Regions from separate parts of the Homo sapiens genome. Here all the other regions are linked to region 4. A link is a loop called in an ENCODE intact Hi-C map of the cell type or tissue named here. Cell type or tissue: CD14-positive monocyte. All regions are shown on one strand. Region 1 overlaps MACC1-OT1 (MACC1 3' UTR overlapping transcript 1). Region 2 overlaps LOC101927769 (a long non-coding RNA gene). Region 3 has its middle 140 kb from the start of ITGB8-AS1. Region 4 overlaps MACC1 (MET transcriptional regulator MACC1).

Region 1 (5,000 bases), 86 kb before region 4:
GAAGTTACAGTTTGTTTAAGGTATATTCTAAGGTCTTAGATGAAGCATAAAGCATAGATGCTTTATGATGTGAAAATATCTATAAGTTTATTGAGTCACAGAAACCAGGAAATAGGGACTTTCCAGGTGCTCTGTTAATCCATGTTGTTGTAAAGATGCATGATCATTAACTTCACTGAAAGAAATGGTAAGCCCAGTAGAACATTAAGTGCCCCAGCATAGTTCCCATATAGGATCTGAGGAAAGGGACATTTGTTTTCATTCATTCACATTTCTGTAAAAAAAAAAAAAAAAAAAAATACACACGGTGTCTTGTATTGTGTCACAAGAAAAGTAGAAAATGTTCTCAATGACGAAGGGTCACTTTCTTGTTACCATTAACTAGAGTTTTCCTCATGGAATGAATGATATCACTGCTTGTTTCCTTCTGAGCTCTCTCTAAAAAAACCCTTTTCATTTCCTTCTGAGCTATACCTAGAAAAGCCCTTTCCTTTACTGAGTATTACCAAGGAAAGGTGAAAAATGAGTTTCCTCTAAGTATTTCTGATTCATACTTTTTCATTTCTATATTGACTTGGTTACACACAGCATATTTCTGTGATTTCAGGTTCTTCTTGTAATTCTTTTTTAGCACCAAAACATGTTGTCTATCTTTTTATATACATAATGAAGTATGCACATTGAAAAAGTGAAAATATGTACTCTCTGTTGCACCTTGCTATTTATCTTCCAAAAAGAATGAATCCTTGAAAAAAACAGCTGGGCATTAAAATAACAAACATATCTAGTACATGCCAGAGAAAATTTATAATAAATTTAGAAAATAATCTTTTTATAATAGGTCCTCAGATAGCAGCCTAATATCACATATGCCTTGTCTAATAATCCCTACAGCCATCTGAGATTGAGAGAGAGTTAGGAGCCTCACTGCATGTGCTAAACACTAAAGTAATTGGAGCTGAGGCAAGGCTATTCTAAAGAAAGCCTGTATCTCAGTGGGGAGCTCCCTTTTCAAAACTATCTTGTTCACACAATCCAAATGACATTTGGAAGCAGCAGCAGCTTTGGACAAATTGCAGCCTTTTGCAAGTACATTCTCCAAATCTGGTTCTGCTGGAGTTACAGTCCAAAGACTCAAGTTAGATTCCAGGGCCTACCACTTAGACTTACAAGCTGTATGACTATAATCTATTTACTTCTCTGTGCTTCAGTGCCCTCATAGATAAAGTGCATATGATTATAGTACCTACACCTCATAGGTAGGTACTATGAATGTTAAGACAGTAGAAATGCCTAGCATATAGTGTTTAATGAACTTTTATCATTACTATGATTAAGGTAGCTAGATATACAGAAAAGAAAACATTGGTAAAATGAGAATCACTTATGGAATCTCTTCTCATTAGATTTACCTGGTATCAATACACTATAGAGCACACAATTATGTCCTTGCTCTCCTTAGCTATCTATGGTTTCATCATGGTCATTTCCAGGAGGGGTCTGAATATTCTGTGTTTTAATCCACACAAGGGTAACAGAAGAAAATACCTGAGTTCTAGAAATGCCTCAGCACTGGAAAAGTTACCTGATATTCAGGGCCACTCTCACAGGAGCTGCTTTCTAGCCATCTCTTCTGAGAGCAGTGTCACACTGGGAATACACAGAGGACCATGATGTAAAAAGCAGCAGTGGCTCCTTTCTGTCAAAACTAGTACTCTGTTCCTGCTTCCTTGTGAAAGACAGCATAAAAGAGGAAATGAAAGCGTTTCAAAGACTTGATTAGTTTGTGACTAGAGAGTCAGCTCAGGTGAACAAAATGATTAGTATGGGACCAAAAAGGAAAAAAAAAACCTCAATTTGGATTCTGAATCAGATTTCTGAGATCACTTAACTCATTAAGTACCATCTCCATTCAAAATCCTTTTACATCAAACAACATGAGAAATATGCACAACTACAAAACGAAACACAACAAAACCTTAGATGTTAGGAGGTCACGTTCAAGGGTATCAGCAAAGGCATGTTGGGATCCTCACAGAAACAAAATGTTAATTAACGTGGGTAACAATGTGGACTGGGGAAACAAACACCATTACCTACCTAAACAGCTGGCTTGATATAAAAGAAAACTGTGTGCCATTCTATTCTCTTTATAGTAGTCTTCTCTCTCTTGATCAAATAGAATTTTGAGTTTTATATCTACTGTTTAAGATTATACTGAATTTGAAGAGTCACTATCTCAATATATTTGAGATTATATTGAATTTTCTCTTTATACTTTCTAGAGAATAAATATAAAACATCAATACTACTATTTTGAAACACTGATTTACTTTTCGGAAAGAGAAGAAAGGGCAAAGGGATGGGAACTAATATAGATATACCAAATTATGTGCAACACACACGTAAGTAACTTTCATTTTATTGGTTAGTTTCCTAAATACTATACATGAACTATCATGTTAATCCTTGCAATAGCCCAATAAGGTAGGTTCATTTTTATTCCAATTTTACAAATAAGAAAATAGTCTCAGGGAAGGTAAGTAATTTGCCACAATAATCTCAGTAGCTTGAAGGAGGAAGAGCCAACCTAGATCCACCTGCCTGGGAAACTTTGCTTATTGCAGTTCACCACATTGCCTAGTTAGCCAGAGACTCTGAATAAACTCTTCCAGAGCCTGATTTCTAAAAGGATCTAATTTAATGGTTAGCTCTCTAAGAGAAGCTGCCTTTCCTCTAGGGGGAAGGCATTGACAATTCTAGACAGTGACGTAACCCTCTGCTCAAGGCTGACTTCCTCTTTGTTGGTGACAGCTGAATTCTCCTCCTGGTTCAATCTAAGAAGCACAAAACCAAGTGCACTGCCTCATTGGGCAAGAGAAAAGTGATGAGCGTGCAGAGAGATGCCTGGCAAAGAAGATTACAAACAGCTTGTTTGGAAAGAGTATTTGAGTTTTAGAAAGAAATAGAGTTCATGCTTTTAAGTAGAGGCATGCAAATTTTGGCACATAAACTTCCTGCTTAAGAAATAAATTATCAATCCATGCCCCAGGTTGTAAAGAATTAAGTCAGATTCTTCCCATAACCTAGAACTCTCCTTGTTAGTGATAAAAATTACTTAGGACTTTGTTATTTCATTGCAATAATTAGCACTGACAACTGAGAAGAGACTGAGGTAAGAATGGCCACTAAGACTAAGCTAGTTTTCCACGTTACTCATTAAATCCTTTTAGACTCAGTCCAAGCCCCATCACAGGCATGTCTCATCCCTGAGCTCCTCTTCTAGACTGAGGATGAACCTCACCACCTCACTCTTCTTAGAGACTATATGGATTAGTAATTATCTCATGTACTATACTTATTGTATCTCTTTCAATTCTGGGATGTAACAAAATAGTGGAAATATACAAGTGATAAACCAAAACAATGTATTTGGTATTATAATCTTTCACAAGCCTAGCATGGTTCTGAGTATACTGAATCACAACACTTTAAAACAGCAATTAAAAAAGCTGAGCCCTTTTATATTTGCCAGGCACTATTTTAAGGACGTGTTTCTATTATTTTATAAATTTTTCATAAACACCCTGTAAGATAGGGACTGTAAATGCTCTTACATGCCCCAGTCTGACTTCTGAACCTACTTCCTTTACACTCCGCCACTCTACCACCTACTGAGAGGACTCAGAGCTAGAAAGAATATCTTCATTTTACAAATAAAGTGAAGAACCAGAAAAGTTAACCACCTTGCCCATGCTTAAACTATTACTAGCAGAACTGAGCTAGAAGCCAGTTTTCTGATCCTACTTTCAAAATTATTTGACAACATACCTTTCTGTAAGGGAAGTAATTCATTTATAGAATTTTTGTGCAATTTTAATGTTTTAGAGGAAAACTGTGGCACTTTCAAAGTTTCTCAGTCCCTTGCATACTATCTTCATGGCATATGTGTTATCTTTTATAAAATAGTAATACACAATAATGTATTGTCTTAAAAATAGCATCCTTACCTCAATGCCAGATGGAAAAATATTTCTCAACTACTAAATGTAAATATTAGCTGTGAATGATTTGAGATTCTGCCTGATGAGGAAGCTTTTAGCAGAAAAAGTGGGTTAAGGCTTTAATTTTTAATTCACTTTTATTTAGATAAAACAAACGTGTAGAAAAGTATGGGATATACTACTGTTAATGCAAGTACTCATGTACAAAAATACCTAAACACATATTAATACTTTGCTACATATGGTTTAAAGCCCCTTTAGAAAACAAAAACAGAAACATTATAAAAACGGCTAATGCCTCACTACCATCTGCTTCTTCTACTAAATGTGGCCACTCTTCTGAAATAGTCATACATTGTCCCTACGCATGTCTTACATACTTTCACTACTTACATATGCATGCAGTCATAGGTAATATACAATAATTTTATATGTTTAAAATGTATTTGAAGGGGCCGGGTGTGGTGGCTCACGCCTGTAATCCCAGCACTTTGGGAGGCCAAGGTAGGCAGATCACGAGGTCAGGAGATCGAGACCATCCTGGCTAACATGGTGAAACCTGGTCTCTACTAAAAATAAAAAAAAATTAGCTGGGTGTGGTGGTGGCCTCCTGTATTCCCAGCTACTCGGGAGGCTGAGGCAGGAGAAAGGTGTGAACCAAGGAGGCGGAGCTTACAGTGAATGGAGATCTCTCCACTGCACTCCAGCCTGGGTGACAGAGCAAGACTCTGTTTAAAAAAAAAAAAAATGTATTTGAAGGGTTATCTATTATACAACTACATATTACTTTACTTTCTTCCCTGACATCATGTTTTGTTCTAGTTTTCAGTAAGATACTGCTATCTTTAGGCATATAAATGATATCCCTCGATGTTAGGGCATATGACAAATGTGAGTATAAGATATGACTATGAAGGAAAACCACATATTTAAATAACAGATCCCTGTGAGGCAAAGACTATCATGTATCTTGTTATGTATTTTATCATCTTTAAT
Region 2 (5,000 bases), 100 kb after region 4:
CCCCACATTTAGTCATACTTACTATACTGCCTGTTGCTAACTGTAACAACTGTTCATTCCCCTGAAGCCTGGAGCCAACTGGCATGGGCTAGAAGTTAAGAAACAGCAGGAGGCCTTCATGGTCACCATAGCTTCCTGGTGACCATCTAATATAAAATTAGATAGAATAGTATTTTCTTTTAAGCCGAAAATAAATTTTAGCAGTGCTCTTATTGGTTAGTAAAAACTGCATTTGCATTGGTGACACAAACATTGTTATGTTATTCTAGTCTAACGAGAAACCATCTCAGCAAAGATCATTAGAAAATCATTTTAGAAACCACTAAGTCTTTAGCATAATTTTAAAAAATAAATTCAAGAGTCTGTCATAATATTGCTCAACCTAACCAAATGAGAATTTTAACAATAGAAAAGGCATTTTCAAAATAATAATCAAGCCTGTGATAAATGAGTTAGAAGTATGTGCAGGACATCTTCAGTTTGCCCCTCAGATCCTGTACTCATTCTTCATTCAGTTCTGGCCAGTCCTTTGGCCAGTCCTGGGAAGCTGGCCAAAGGAAGGGGAGAGAGAAGAAAAAGAAGCTGGACTATTTCTTCTCCTCTCCCTCCTTATGTGACAATTAATTTCATATGTCAACTTTGCTGGGCTGCACTGCCCAGATATGTGGTCAAAAATTATTCTGGATGCTCCTATGATGATGTTTTCAGATGAGATTTAACATTTACATTGCCGAACTTTGAGTGAAACAGATTGTCCTCCATAATATGAGTGGGTTTCATCCAATCAATTTAAAGCCTGAGAAGAGTAAAAGACTGACTTGCCCCAGAGCAGGAGGGAATACTGGCAACAAATTGCCTTCACATTTCAGGCATGAACTACAGCATCAGCTCTTCCTAGGTCTCCAGCCTGCGGGCCACTCTGCAGATTTTGAACTTGCCAGCCTCCATCATCGCATGAGCAAATTCCTTAAAAAATTCACACACACACACACACACGCACACGCACACACATGCACACACATACGCACACACATGCACACACATATTCTATTAGGTCTATTTCTCTGGAGAACCCTCATACATCCTGCTTCAGCTCTGAGAGTCAGGAAATAGAAGCATACCCCCCTCTCATACTATAGCTTAGGTAAAATAGCCCCTTCTCCTCTGGTCCAGCTTTCACTAGGTCAATCTAGTGTCTCTTGTTCTTTGATCATAAGGGTAGTATTATTTCCCCGTGTAGCTAGTCTCTTGTGTCTTACCATCCTTTAATTCCCAGCACTGCCCATACTTCTGAAAGCAGTACTTTCATTTTCAACTCAGAGGTTGAGCCTGGTTTCTCAACTCAAGCTGCATATTAGAATCAGCTGGGAAGCTTTTAAGAAATCCCAACAGCCAGGCCACAAACCAGACCAACTAATGCAGAACCTCTGAGGGTAGAACACAGGCATGTATACTTTTCAAAGCTCCCCAAGCATTTCCAATGTACAGCCAAGACTGAGAACCACTGCATCAATGTCTCTTCATTTGAACAATTTGAGATGAATGTTGTTTCCAGCCAGAACCTGAACAAATACACTATCATCAAAAATATATATATTTGCTTAAAATCCTACAAGCACTTGTCACCAGTACTTTTCATATGATTATTTTCTATATTGCCATATATTGTTATTTTGTTATCTCACTTTTAAGACTGTAACTGATTTTTTTTTCTCTCCCATTCTCTCCATATGTTCCAGCTCATGGCCCATAGTGTTGGTGAGGCCAACACTATAGCTGCAAGCACTTACTTCATTTAAGAAGTTTATCGAGAGCTTTATAAATAAATTCTGTTCTCCATCTACTATGCAAATAAAACTGCTGTATCTCATTTTGTGTGTAATAAATGTGAATGCAGAAAGCAACCTTGCTTAATGAGATATCTTGCCCAGGTCATAATCTCTTTGGTATTTGCCATTCTCCATCACTATCCGTTATTACCTATCACTCATCTTCATAGAGCAAATACATCATCTTTCATCAGGAAATGGATTACATTGAGGGGAAGAATATGCTCTTTGTCTTCCAAAGAAGAAAAGATGAAGGAATGAGTTGAGGGACTTAGGAACAAACAATAACTATATGCTAGATGACCTCCTAGGCATTTTACAAATATTACCACATTTAATATGCTTTTTAATTTAGTTTTCACAACAAATGAATAAAGTTTTATCATCTCTCTTTACACAGGTGAATCCAAAGGCTGAAAGAGACTGAGTAACAGCTATTAAGTAAGGTAGTAGAGCCCACTTTTACTCTGCTAAAATTCTGAGCTAAAGACTAGCATAGGCTGGGCGCAGTGGCTCACGCCTGTAATCCCAGCACTTTGGGAGGCCAAGGCGGGCATTATCACCTGAGGTCAGGAGTTCGAGACCAGCTTGGCCAACATGGTGAAACCTCATCTCTACTAAAAATAAAAAAATAGCCAGGTGTGGTGGCACACACCTGTAGTCCCAGCTACTCAAGAGGCTGAGGCAGGAGAATCACTTGAACCTGGGAGGTGGAGGTTACAGTGAGCCAAGATCACACCACTGCACCCCAGCCTGGGCGACAGAGTGAGACTCTGTTTAAAAAGAAAAGAAAAGAAAAAGACTGGCATAAATGCCTAAGTTTTTTTTTTAATCCCTTTTGTTACAGCTATGACATCACTCTTCAATATAAATTCATGTCCTTGCATGTGCAAGTTAATCAAAAGTTAAGCAAGAAGTGTTTGTCTTAGTAAGAATTTTGGTTCATTATAGACCTAAGAATGAAAATTTCAAAGTCCAAGGCTTAGGATATGACCTATTTCTACAGGAGATACTAACCGGGGATACAGAAGGTTTACCTTAGTCAAATCATTCCTTCATTTCTTTATCTAACACCATTGCTTTATTTCAAAGTCAAGACGAAATTTGAAACTGAACGTGGATTCTGTGCTCTAACAAAGTTCTGTGACCTTAACATATGTACCCAGACTTTTACCACTCACAGTCATCTCCCAGACAGAGGAAATGACTCATCTTTTTTAAAAAATGGAAGTCTTAAAGCTAACATAAAATATCCCATGACAAAAATATCTTTTTATATGTAATATAGGAAGTATGAACTTGTGTATTTTTATAAATGTAATTCATTTTCAGATCTTTAATTCTCAAGTATCTCTGTCAAAATTTCATCCAAAGTAAACCCATAACTGAAAAATAGACTATTAACAGAAAGGAACAGCTATTCTTGGGTTTAATTACATATATAAGTTTTATATAAAAATTTTGAACTTATTTAAAAATGTGCATCTATTACAACACCATAACTCCAAATTCCGCAAAATTTTTAAAATTGTTGAAAATAATGGTGTACTTTATTTGATTACAAATAAGGTATGATTAATAAAATACGACCAAACTAATTTTGTACTTAAAAATTTAGACAATTTAAGACTCAATTTGAAGGGGTCAATTGAAATTACTAAAATTCAGACTGACCTCACCATGAACATTCAGCACGAAAAAGCCATTTTCAAGGAGCTAATGTCCAATATACTTTTTTTTAAGATGGAGTTTTTAAAGACGGAGTTTCGCTCTTTCACCCAGGCTGGAGTGAAGTGGCGCGATCTGGGCTCACTGCAACCTCGGATCCCCGGGTTCAAGTGATTCTCCTGCCTCACCCTCCCGTGTAGCTGGGATTACAGGCGCCTGCCACTACGCCCGGCTAGTTTTTTGTACTTTTAGTGGAGACGGGGTTTCACCATGTTGGTCAGGCTGGTCTCAAACTCCTGACCTCAGGTGATCCACCTGCCTTGGCCTCCCGAAGTGCTAGGATTACAGGCGTGAGCCACCGCGCCCAGCCCACAGCATACATTTTTATATGATAAGGTACATCATCTCAGAAGACAGACAGAATAGCTTCAGATATGAACCTCAGAAAGAAGTTCAAAAGGCAAAGAGATCTGCTTCAAAAAGAAAAATCAAAAGTTGAAGGTCTTGCTCCAAAAGAGGGATTTAATTTAAATTACTCCAAAAAGAATGACTGACTGATATCCAAAGAAGAAAAAAGTCTTTGCATTCCTGACATCTGATATCTTAATGCATGATACATAAAAAGCAATATATTTCAAGGACACACTAATAATCCCCCATGCAAAGGGGGGATTATCCTCCAGGGGGGGAATGGGGGGAGAGAGAGACACAGAGAGAGAGAGAGAGAAAGTACATACACAAGCCTGCCTGTTACTGGAGGAGCATGGGTGCCAGGATCTTTGACCCAAGGGTCCAAAAGCTTGGCTGAATACAGCATTTCAGTTGTGCCCTGAAGTGAAAGCAGTAAAATAAAGACCAAAGAAAGCTCTACGTTTAAAGTCAAGACCAAATTGCATAAGAACCAAGGATGTAACCTAGGATAAATGCCTAGCAGAACAAAAAAACACCCAGCATTTTGAAGGTGATGGCAGGCTGTGAGAAGGCAGGTTGTAGAAATGATGAGGTTGTTTTATGGCATGCTTTTATTGGCTGTATTAGAGAGAATGTGAGGGTGGGTTGGGTATGTCCTTGAAGTTATAGGACTTTGGTTTAAATAAACTTTGTTGCACATCCAGTAATAATAGGCAAGCCATTTCTTATTCTTGGTTTTTATTTTCTTCTCTTTTGTTCTGGCTTTTTTTCCATAATTCCTGCCTTAGTTAATGACACCACCACTTCCCTCTTGGAGCAACCCAGAAAGAAGGGAGTCATCCTAACTCTTCCTCCTGCCACCACACGTAATCTTTGTCTTTAAACAGACTCAGTGTGTTTCACTTAAGTAAATATATTTGGAAAGAAAACTTCATATTACTTACTAAAAGGGAAAATGACTATTAGTTCTATAAAAGAAATCTATTTTTTTTAAATTAATGAAAATGAAATTACATCATTAAATGTTGGCAGAAATTCATTTACTCTTTGTTAGAAAGGCTGATTGGAAAATACCATTTAAGGCCAGGCACA
Region 3 (5,000 bases), 270 kb after region 4:
TTTATTGAATGCCTGTGAATCTGTTAGAATTCGTTCAGCTGCAAATAACAGAACACCTTATAGTGCAGGATCAAGGTTGCCCCCAGACGACTGGGAGCTCACTCCAGACAACAAACTATCTGAGATTGGGGATCCCCTTTCTCTCTGAGGGTGAGGCAGCACTCCAGCGTGGCCCCTCACTAGTCTCATGACTTCCTCCATTTTATGGATCTTAAGGGAGCTCTGTTCGCAAACAACCCCTGCAGGCACCTGGCATCCCCAAGGCCCAGCAGCCTGTGTATTATCCCACTACCGTCAATCCATGTGCTTCTAGGAGAGGAACCCACACAGCATCTTCAGGAGATTGCCAGCCTCCGGCATGTTTCCCAGTGTGATGATGAGAGAAGGAGAACTGGTCTTTCTATTCTCTTGTCAAGCTTGGTGGGAGACAAGGACTGCTGGCATTGGTTCCATGGCTAGACTACATCAGGACCAATATTTCTGCTATTTTCTTGGCCTGTTTCTTATGCTTATTGTGTAGTGCTCACATGATGTCTGCTATTTTCTATCTTGATTCGTAATTATAAAAATTTAGATATCTGATGCAAGGACCTCCAAGACCTTGTCCTTGATCCTGCAAGGGTTAAGAAGGAGCCTGTTGGTTTCTACCCCTCCATGAAATAACTTGTCAAGGCCACCAATGATTTCCACATTGCCTAATCAAATAATTTGTAGTCCTCATTTCCTCTGACTTGCAACATTTGGTATAGTTGCTCTCTCCCTGCTTTTTGAAACACTTTTTCCCCATTGGTTTCTAGCATAAAACTTTCACTTGATTCTTCTTCTCTGCTGTCCACTTCTTCCTGATCTCCTTTGAAGATTTCTCCTTATCTTCCCAGCTTCCAAATGCTGAGGGCCCAAAGGCTGAGTCGCAAGAGACTTCTCTCATCCTTTAAGTGATCTTAAATTTATCTATTCATCACCTCTTGACTTCCCAGGAAACTTTAATAAGCATCTTAAACTTAATGTGACTAATACCAAACTCCTGATTCCCTATACCCTTCCCTGTAATTCTGCTCCTCCTTATGTATTCATTTACTAGGCATTTTTAAACTAATATCTCATTTAGATATTAGAATATTCTTAGAATAACTCAGTTATCTATCATTCTTGCCATTTTACAAAGGAGGAAGTTAAGGATTAAAGATATTAAGTAATTGATACAATGTCATAAAAAGAGCCAGGTCTGTTTGACTCTAAAACTTGGCTGTTTCTACTACATCACAGCACATTCTAGTCGAAGAGATATTCCTTAGTAGCAAATCTCAGTATTGCCAGACAATTTTCCATCAATAAATCCAGTATTAAAATTCCCTATTAATTATTTCTGCAGCAAATTCTATTCATTTTTTTTTCTTAGTGGTTTATTTCATAAAGATGAAGGACACTGACCAGGCACAGTGGCTCACACCTGTAATTCCAACATTTTGGGAGGCAAAGGCAGGAGAATTGCCCGAGCCCAGGAGCTCAAGATCAGCATGAGCAACATAGAGTGACCCCCATCTCTACAAAAAAATTTAAAAAAAAAATAGCCAGGCATGGTGGTGCATACCTGTGGTTCCATCTACCAAGGAGGCTGATGTGGGAGGAATGCTTGAGGCCAGGAGGTTGAGGCTACAGTGAGCCATGATCATGCCACTGCACTCCAGCCTAGGTGACAGAGCGAGACCCTGACTCAAAACACACACACACACACACACACACACACACACACACACATACACACACACCCCAAACCACAATCCCTGAATTCCTACTTTACAAATGGGACTACTATGTCTTGCTTTCTTTTCAACAGGCCAAATGTTGACTCCAATGTTTATCAATCCTATAGAGCATTTAAGTTCATATTTTAAAATTTGCTTATTTTAACCATATTTCTACAACCTCTAAGTCATGGAGTACTGACTTTAACTTACTAATTAAATAATACGAACCAACTCTGAATATAAAATATCTAATTCTACTACACATTCGCTCTCCTCTGGTACTGCCTAGTAAGTGTGGTTGCAGTCATTTCCTATCCAAAAAGACCCTCCTCATTGATCCACCCTAATATCCAGGATGGTACCATTTAGAAATTCAACTCTTTATTCCTTTTTAATATATTCTCTATTAAAATTATCACATCCCAGGGATAGGTGCCATTCTGAGTACTCATAAGTTAGCCCAAGAGTAGAATATTTTTTCAGATTCCTTCTAGATTGTTAACCAGGCCTGACAGTGCTAAGATGAGGAAGGAGAAAGAGGTTGCTTTAAAGGGTAAGTGAGAGGGCATCAAAGACGAAGTTCCCTTACATCACAAGTTTGCTTCACTTCCCCTTTAAGTGCCCCTTAACACAACCTTGGAAATGAATCTCAGTGGTGATGTCAGGATCCCTTTCATCCACCATGACTTTACCCATGGATAAAGAGAAATTTACTTCTTGAAAAGAAAAACTTGCAATGAAATTTAGTTTCCAAACAGCATATGATTCTGAATCATGTTCCTGTCCTTGACTACTAAAGCAATCTGGCATTACTGTTTTTTCTCAAAACTTTGCAAACAAAAGTCATTTAACCATGGGGTATTTACTGCCCAACAGCCACACCCTAGGCCCACATTTATAGCTTCAAGGGAGAACCTGGGGATTCCCAAGAAGTAGGCTGTGGGATAAGTGGCCACCATAGTGTGATAAAAAGATCACCTCAAAGTCAAAAAAACCCTGGTTTGAATCACAGCTCTGCCATTTACAATCTTTCTGGCTTGGGGCAAGTCACTTAACTTCTCTCATCTTCAATTGCTTCATCTAAAATCTGGACATAATATGATCCACCTCACAGAATTTTTCCAAGAATGACATATGAGAATACTTAGCAAAAAGAACAGTAGCAAAGTAAAGATACTCCATAATTGTTTTTAATATCAAGCTAGACAGAGTTCTGTTTTTCCTCTCTGGTCATGGGATAAAAAGCCTTGAGCACTTACGGTAACCCTTTCTCTTAACTATCCTCCAAGATTCTGGGGCCCAAACCCCAGATTTACATGTACACAAATGAAAGGATATAGTAGTCAAACACCAAATGCTTAATTTCAAGAGAACAACACAACAGCAATTTTTACCTAAAACCACCTCCAATAACAACTCAGAGAAATTCTCGAATTCCACAGTTAGTATTAATTATCTATTATTTATTTTGACGGTTTCCATTTACAGCATAAATTTACCTGATAGAAGTAATATATGAATCTTATCAGCCATTTATATCTCAATAGGAATGACTTTATGATATAATTTTTCTGAGACCACATATAGCCACGAAGGAAACATGAGGTACGTGAGGTCTCTGCATGGTTCCTACAAGAAGAATAGCCTATAGGAAGGGGACTTGGAAGCTCTGGAAAGGTCAAATTCTCTTGGTCCAGATTTTGCATCGAACATATCCCATGTGGACAGGAAATCTAGGACAGGATCCTAAACTAGGAAATAACTTTGCTGGGCAGACAGTCTTCTTAGTCTTGCACAGAAAATTACTTCAAGGTTGCCAGCTTTCACAAATAAAAATGCAGGATGCTCACTGAAATGTGAATGTCAGATAAAGAATAACTTTTTATTTAAATATAACATAATTCTACTTTATAGTGTACATTACTCATTGTTTATCTGAGTTTTTAACTGAGTGTCCTGTATTTCATTAGGCAACCTACTTCACATTCTTGAAAGGTCCAGGGGCAGTAGGACCCAGAAACTTTTCTAAGACTCAGATGTCAGATTACAAACAGAATAATATGATAGTCAATATTATCACTGCGAAAGAAAGATTGTAGGATGAGATTTACTATTCATGCAGAGAGAAGCATCTCTGTGACCTTCCTGTTCCAAGAGATGGATGGTATACTGAAGCTGTGTTTCTTTATCCGTTTGTGCATTCATTTGTGCTGGAAATAGTTCCTGGGCAAACACCACACTCCAGCACTGTGCTTGTTCCTGGGAATAAAGCAGTGAACAAGACAAGTACTATCTGTGCCCTAACAAAGCTCTCAGTCCATTGGGGGCTAGACACTAAGCAGCAATCCTCATATTTAATACAATACTAGCAACTATTACAAGTGCTATGAGCTAAGGCCAGAGAAGCAAAATATGCTACTTCAGCTGGCATTTACTGATCTTGTTCCATGTATATGGCCCTGCACTGGGTAATGTTAAGCAAATAAAGATGAGGAAAATGTACTCCCTGCTTTCAAGGGCTTATGATTTAGTAAGGAAGACTTACATGTATATGAGCAAACTAAGACCAATTCTGATAAAGTTCTAATGAGGACACTCCTATGTCCATTTGCAGCAAGAAATGCAGCTTCTTCTTTTTTTTTTTTTTTTGAGATGGAGTTTGATCTGTTGCCAGGCTGGAGCACAGTGGCGCAATCTTGGCTTACTGCAACCTCTGCCTCCCGAGTTCAAGTGATTCTCCTGCCTCAGCCTCCCGAGTAGCTGGGACTACAGTGTGTGCCACCACACCCAGCTAATTTTTATATGTTTAGTAGAGATGGGGTTTCACCATGTTGGCCAGGATGGTCTCGATCTCTTGACCTCTTGATCCGCCCGCCTCGGCCTCCCAAAGTGCTGGGATTACAGACATGAGCCACTGTGCCCAGCCTGCAGCTTCTTCTTTACGCCAAGATATTTTATTTGCCTTTTGGGAGAAAGATGGAAGTACACATTCCTGTATTTATTCAACACGTGTGAAAGTCACTCTCCTAAAAAGACTGATAGTTTCCCAACTGAGTGGTCCCTTATTTAAAGCTATATGTTAAAGGCAATTAAAAGAAAATTGAAGTCATATCATTTCCTCTCTCCTATTTGAAAATCAAATCAGTAGATTTCATTTAATTATTTTATTATTTCCTTCCTTTTTAAAAAATCATTATTCTGTCTTTGGAGGACTTGGAGGACTTTCCACATAAACTTAGCTTGAAGGAAGGA
Region 4 (5,000 bases):
ACCTCCAGACAAAAACTAACTAAAATATACTTGCATGATGAACAAAGATTTCAGACAAACTCTGCATAGATCACGGAAAGTTTAAGAAGCCCTATTTGAGCTTCAAATTTCAAAGTCATGATTTATAAACTCAATTTCAGGTGAAACAGAAAAGTTTCAATCACGTATTTATCATGACTTAGTATCATGGCTTTTAGGAGAAATGTTTCCAAATCTACCATGTATTGTTTTTATTTTTATTTTTATATTATACAGGCTTATATTGTTCACTAGAAAATAGGCTACTTCATTTATAGAAATATTTTATGTAATAAAAACCATTTCAACATGAACAATTTCAATGATCCTAAGAGGAAAATACCACCCTCTGGTGGTGAAACCCTTAAACAGCAAAGGCCTGGGGGCAGAATGCCTCCAGTTACCACAGTGGCTAATCCAGGTGGTAAAGGGAATGACAGGAGGGTCTGATGTCTGGGTATTGGCAAGAAATCTCAAGAAGACCATATCATCTGGAGATCCCTGAGGGCATGTGATATGTGGGTATGGAGGAGAGTAGTGGAAAGAGAAGCAAACCATTACCAAAGAGATATTGATCAAAGCAATGTTTTATCCCCTTTCATGGGAGCTGGGAAAACCAGGCACTAAACTGGTGCCTAAGTAAAGTCCCAGGGGCTTTTCTGAACCAGAATTAGGCATCAGATCCACAGACAGCATGGGAGATCATAGAGGGATAAAGAGCCAAGCATATCATGCTAGTCCAGGATATAAACAATGAACAGAACAGGACTGCCAAAAACTAGAGTTTAATGGATGTTGGTCTCCTAGTGGGCAAGAGAAGATGAAAGGGGATCAATTGGCCAATGTAAACATTTAAGGCTTACCAGACAAGTAAACATTTTGTCCAGGCTCCACCCTTTGATTATTCAATTGTATCTTGATAAGCTCCTGGTCTGCCCCTGGTCCAAGCCTCCATTCTGGAGCTCTCCTTTTAGATCTCAGCCTCGCCTATAATTTCTTCTGTCGCTTTCTAACAAGGCAAGATTTTTACAGGGTTATCAATTTATAAGCCAAAATTACTTGTATATTTTCTAATTAATTCAATCTAAAGAATAAATCCCATGCACCACAAGGAGACTTGATGTAGAACAATTCCTTCAAATCAGAGACAGAATAGGACTAAAAAATAATAATAGTAACTTGAATTGGCAAAACAATGAAGACTCAATGAAAAAGAGAGATCCACCAAGGATGCCTAACAAATCTTTTATCCACAGAAGAGTGGTGCTGAGACTGTGCAGAGAGAAAGGCTTGTCTAAGTTAATGTTACAAAATACTTCTCAAAATGTAAAGGTCTATGTAAATATAATATTTTATGCGAGTGTATTATTCAGCTGCCAGTATGTAAGGAGAATGGCAATAATAGTAATTTGAATTTATGGAGGGCCTATCATCTTAGACACTTGTGCTTTTGAAAGCCAGCTTATTAATCCTCAGGACTATCTCAGGAGAAAAGCAGCCAATGTTATTAGCTCCATTTGCAGATAAGAAATTGAGACAGACACAGATTATGTGGTTCATACAAGGCTTGCACAAGAAATCTGTGAGGAGAAGGAAAAATTATTAGCTACTAAGGTAGAAATGTGATCCACAGATAAAGAGTTGGCAAGGTTTGATCTTCTCCTGTTCATACTCATGGAAAAAGTAAGCATTGTCCTAGCCAAAGCTATCTAAAGCAATATTATGTATATTACATGGAGAAGGGACCTGGTGTGTGTGATAGTACTGGAGGCTTCAGTTCAACCCAGAAGAAAGCAGCGAAGCACTCAGCTTGCCTTGATTGGCAGAATGGATGCCTTGGCAACCACTTGGCCTGAAACCAACCTGCCCTCTCCAACACCACTATCCTCCACCCACACCCTTGTCACATAATCATCAGGAAGGCATGCTCTGAAATAAGGATGAAATGACAGAATAAGGAAGTCTTCAAATGAAACAGGAAGCACACAGAGAGAGCAGAGCACTTACTAACATGAAATTAGAAACCAAAGTGAATGAAGAGGAACTCACAGAGGTGAGTCAAAGAGTACAGAGTCATTCAAAAATGTTGATGAAGAATTCACTTTAAATCTTTACCTTTTTCTTGTTCTTAAAGTTAAGAAAAACTTATTTTTAAAGTAAAAACAGATATCTTAAAAATAAATTTAAACAATAAAATTAAATGTTCTATAAAATGAATCAATCAGAAAGTAGTGAGTTATACATGCTTTTATAAAGGAAAACGACCTTGCAAACCAAGTTTTAAGGCTCAAATGAATTAGCCAAATCCTATACAATTATTAACAAGATAGAGAATAAAGATAAACAAGTGGCTATACCATTATGTGTGTGTGTGTGTGTGTGTACATATGTATGTATATATACATACATATATATGTATTTCCTTTTACAGATGAAGATAAATAAAATTCATAATAAAATATTTATTCACAATAAACACCTAGGAGTGTGTGGGAATAACAGTTTTATTGGGGAAAGGAAATACAGGGGCTAACTGAAAAAACACGAAGAATCTTTTAAAAGATTACTAGATTACTAGATTTAAAAGATTAGTAGATTTAAAAGATTTAAAAGATTACTAGATTACTAGAAATGGACAGTTATAGATAAAGAGATAACAGTTATATCCCTCATTAACAAACACTATTAAGTTATACTTCAAAATACTGATAAATACCAAAGAAAACACACGATGACTTCCAAGGAAAAAAGAGGTTACTGGGAGACCTTTGATATCAGTATTTCCTACCAATTTACTGGTCATAACGACAAATCCTGGAAGAGAAAGTAAATTGTTGTCAAAATTTAACAGGCAAGAGTGCGTAGGTTAATTACAGGAAGTTTTTAGTTTAGGAAACTGCCAAACTCATCACAAGACATGAGAGACAGAGTGATGTAATTACCTAAGAAGGGGGATGAAGTAATGCACTCAACCATCAGCACCTGATTTCTTTTTTTGCTGGAGCCAGAAGAAATCTTTTCACTGATGCACAGTCAGATACCTGAGATATCCCCCACAACCCCAGCTAGAAACATGGGTGCTATCTAATCCTGGAAGTTTCTAAGAGCCATTCAATATTTTCATGCCTATTCTCTGCTTCCAGGCAGGGTGGATATCCAGTAAGAATACCTGAGTACCATACACTGGCCAGCATCCATTCTGACAGGTCAAGTGTCCATGCCATACTCACTGCTGCACATTTTTAATATCATTTTGCATTCAGAAAAGTATCAACCTAAGCCTACCAAGGAAGTGTTCCTCTCCCTATTAAAAACTTCCAAGATGACTAGGTGTTATTTGGTGGGATGGATTTCTATTATTATGTTTTTTAATTTTAAAAAATATTCTAAAGGGAGAGAAGTGGTACTATGTCATCTGAATTGGTGAATCAAATTTAAGTGAATCTCATTGGTGAATGAGAGCTGGTCACACTCAAAAGAAGGATGTGACACAGTCTGAGGTTTTAACTAAAGAGAGGGAAGAAAGAAGCAGCAGGATCATGCAATACAAGAGGCCAAGAGGGGCTCTCAGACTGTCCCCCCCATGGACTAATTATGCAGAATTTATGAAATGGGTTCTGAAGGTTGAGCTATCTGGGTTCAAATGCTAGCTCCACAGTGAAATTTGTAGGGAGAAGCAGGATGAAGTGCTTCAGGTAAAAGGAAAATGATCCACAATGGTGTAAAAACAAGAGTGAGCAGAACTCGTTCAGAAAGCAGCAAGCACTTCAGTAAGGCTGAGGCATAGCAGTGGGGTAGGGGCAGAGGCAAGGATGGGGGAGGGGCAAGAGGGAAGGATGCAGAGAAAGGCAGAGGCTGGTCATGACATACTTATAACACAGACTGAGGAACTTGAACTTTAGCCTAAAGAAGACGCAGAGGAGTTTAAGTTCAGTCAATGACATGATCTCATCTGTGATTTACATTTCAGGAAGGTGGAAAGCAAAAGTTGAAGCAGAACTAGAGACAAAGAGCAAGGGCAGTGGCCTGAACTAGGAAAGTGGTTGTAAGAATGGAGAGAAGTGGACAGAGTTCACCTTGTCCCTTGTTTTCGACTCCTAAACTCCAAGGATTATAAATTACCCTTTTGAGGTTTTGCACTTAAGACCACCTTAGATTCCATTTTTGAGATTCTGTCTCCAAGGATGCAAAATGTGAACCTTAACCTCTGTACCAGTTGGAACCATGTCTTCCTGTAGAGGAAATGAGTTTCAAACCTCACTTACTGGTAATTATTCTTCGTGTTTTTTCAACTGGCCCCTGTATTTCCTTTCCCCAGTAAAACTGTTTTTCCCACACACTCCTAGGTGTTTAGTGTGAATAAATATTTTATTATGAATTTTATTTATCTTCATTTGTAAAAGCTATCTGGGTTCAAATGCCAGCAGAAAATGAGTCTGGTCTCAAAACCATGTCCGCACATCCAAGCCAGTGAATAGTTTCTTCGACAATCATACCAAAGTGAAAGGATAGTGTAGACAAGTGCAGTTATTTAGCAATTCATTAATGCTATCTAAAACTTCTTCCATTTGTTCACAGTCTTTTGGTTAAATCAACTTCTGTAAGTTCATTTTATGGATTGTAAAATGGGAAGTATTAGAAACAGATACAAGATTGTGTTTTCCATCAAAGCTATGACATAGAGATGGACTTAGTTTCCTTCTTTTAGAAATTTCTAGATTTCAGAATACGCCTCTTTGTATTTGGACGTAGAGCAAAGTGGTTGATACATTTCATACTTGCCTTGATAATCAATCAATGTGTTTTAGAGGAAAGAAAATGGGACCCGGAACCAAAAAACCTGATCGAGCTTCTAAAACTCTCCAATCTTCAATTTTACATCTATTAAGTAGTAATAATAATAATTGTTATTCCCTTTCCACTATGCTTTATGAGAATTAAATGATTTACTATCTGTGATGAGAACCAAAAACTTTTTGATT

Evidence for each region. Peaks named below come from ENCODE experiments on the same cell type or tissue, not always from the same donor. Only the 100,000 strongest peaks of a DNase experiment are listed, where the experiment ranks them.
Region 1: it touches region 4 in a loop (4-fold over the local background); 2 of 110 quality-filtered maps call a loop at or near these places.
Region 2: it touches region 4 in a loop (2.4-fold over the local background); 11 of 110 quality-filtered maps call a loop at or near these places.
Region 3: a loop joins it to region 4, with 4 times the contacts of the local background. A loop is called at or near these places in 2 of 110 quality-filtered maps.

Annotation. Positions count from the first base shown.
Region 1 is chr7:20,111,867-20,116,866 of GRCh38, forward strand. All of the region lies in intron 1 of MACC1-OT1 (MACC1 3' UTR overlapping transcript 1), which reads right to left. It overlaps LOC105375181 (a long non-coding RNA gene), which reads left to right. Exons shown (of 4, transcript NR_187885.1): 3 at 2,286-2,405. Among named protein-coding and RNA genes, the nearest start is that of MACC1-OT1, 26 kb to the right of the region's middle. RefSeq lists an enhancer at 4,960-5,000. In CD14-positive monocyte, a CTCF peak has its summit at 2,755 (motif pointing right); DNase peaks (open chromatin) are centred at 1,725 and 2,815; H3K27ac peaks cover 1,928 bases.
Region 2 is chr7:20,298,783-20,303,782 of GRCh38, forward strand. It overlaps LOC101927769 (a long non-coding RNA gene), which reads left to right. Exons shown (of 5, transcript NR_110117.1): 3 at 2,230-2,275. Among named protein-coding and RNA genes, the nearest start is that of ITGB8, 30 kb to the right of the region's middle. In CD14-positive monocyte, no CTCF peak of the experiment used is centred here; a DNase peak (open chromatin) is centred at 3,009; H3K27ac peaks cover 661 bases.
Region 3 is chr7:20,464,284-20,469,283 of GRCh38, forward strand. No RefSeq gene overlaps it. Among named protein-coding and RNA genes, the nearest start is that of ITGB8-AS1, 140 kb to the left of the region's middle. In CD14-positive monocyte, no CTCF peak of the experiment used is centred here; DNase peaks (open chromatin) are centred at 2,388 and 4,398; H3K27ac peaks cover 4,037 bases.
Region 4 is chr7:20,197,644-20,202,643 of GRCh38, forward strand. The region is part of intron 1 of MACC1 (MET transcriptional regulator MACC1); the gene reads right to left. Among named protein-coding and RNA genes, the nearest start is that of MACC1, 17 kb to the right of the region's middle. RefSeq lists enhancers at 1,708-1,757, 1,788-1,887, 3,974-4,023. In CD14-positive monocyte, CTCF peaks have their summits at 352 (motif pointing left) and 553; DNase peaks (open chromatin) are centred at 1,998, 2,948, 3,498 and 3,918; H3K4me3 peaks cover 1,222 bases; H3K27ac peaks cover 3,805 bases.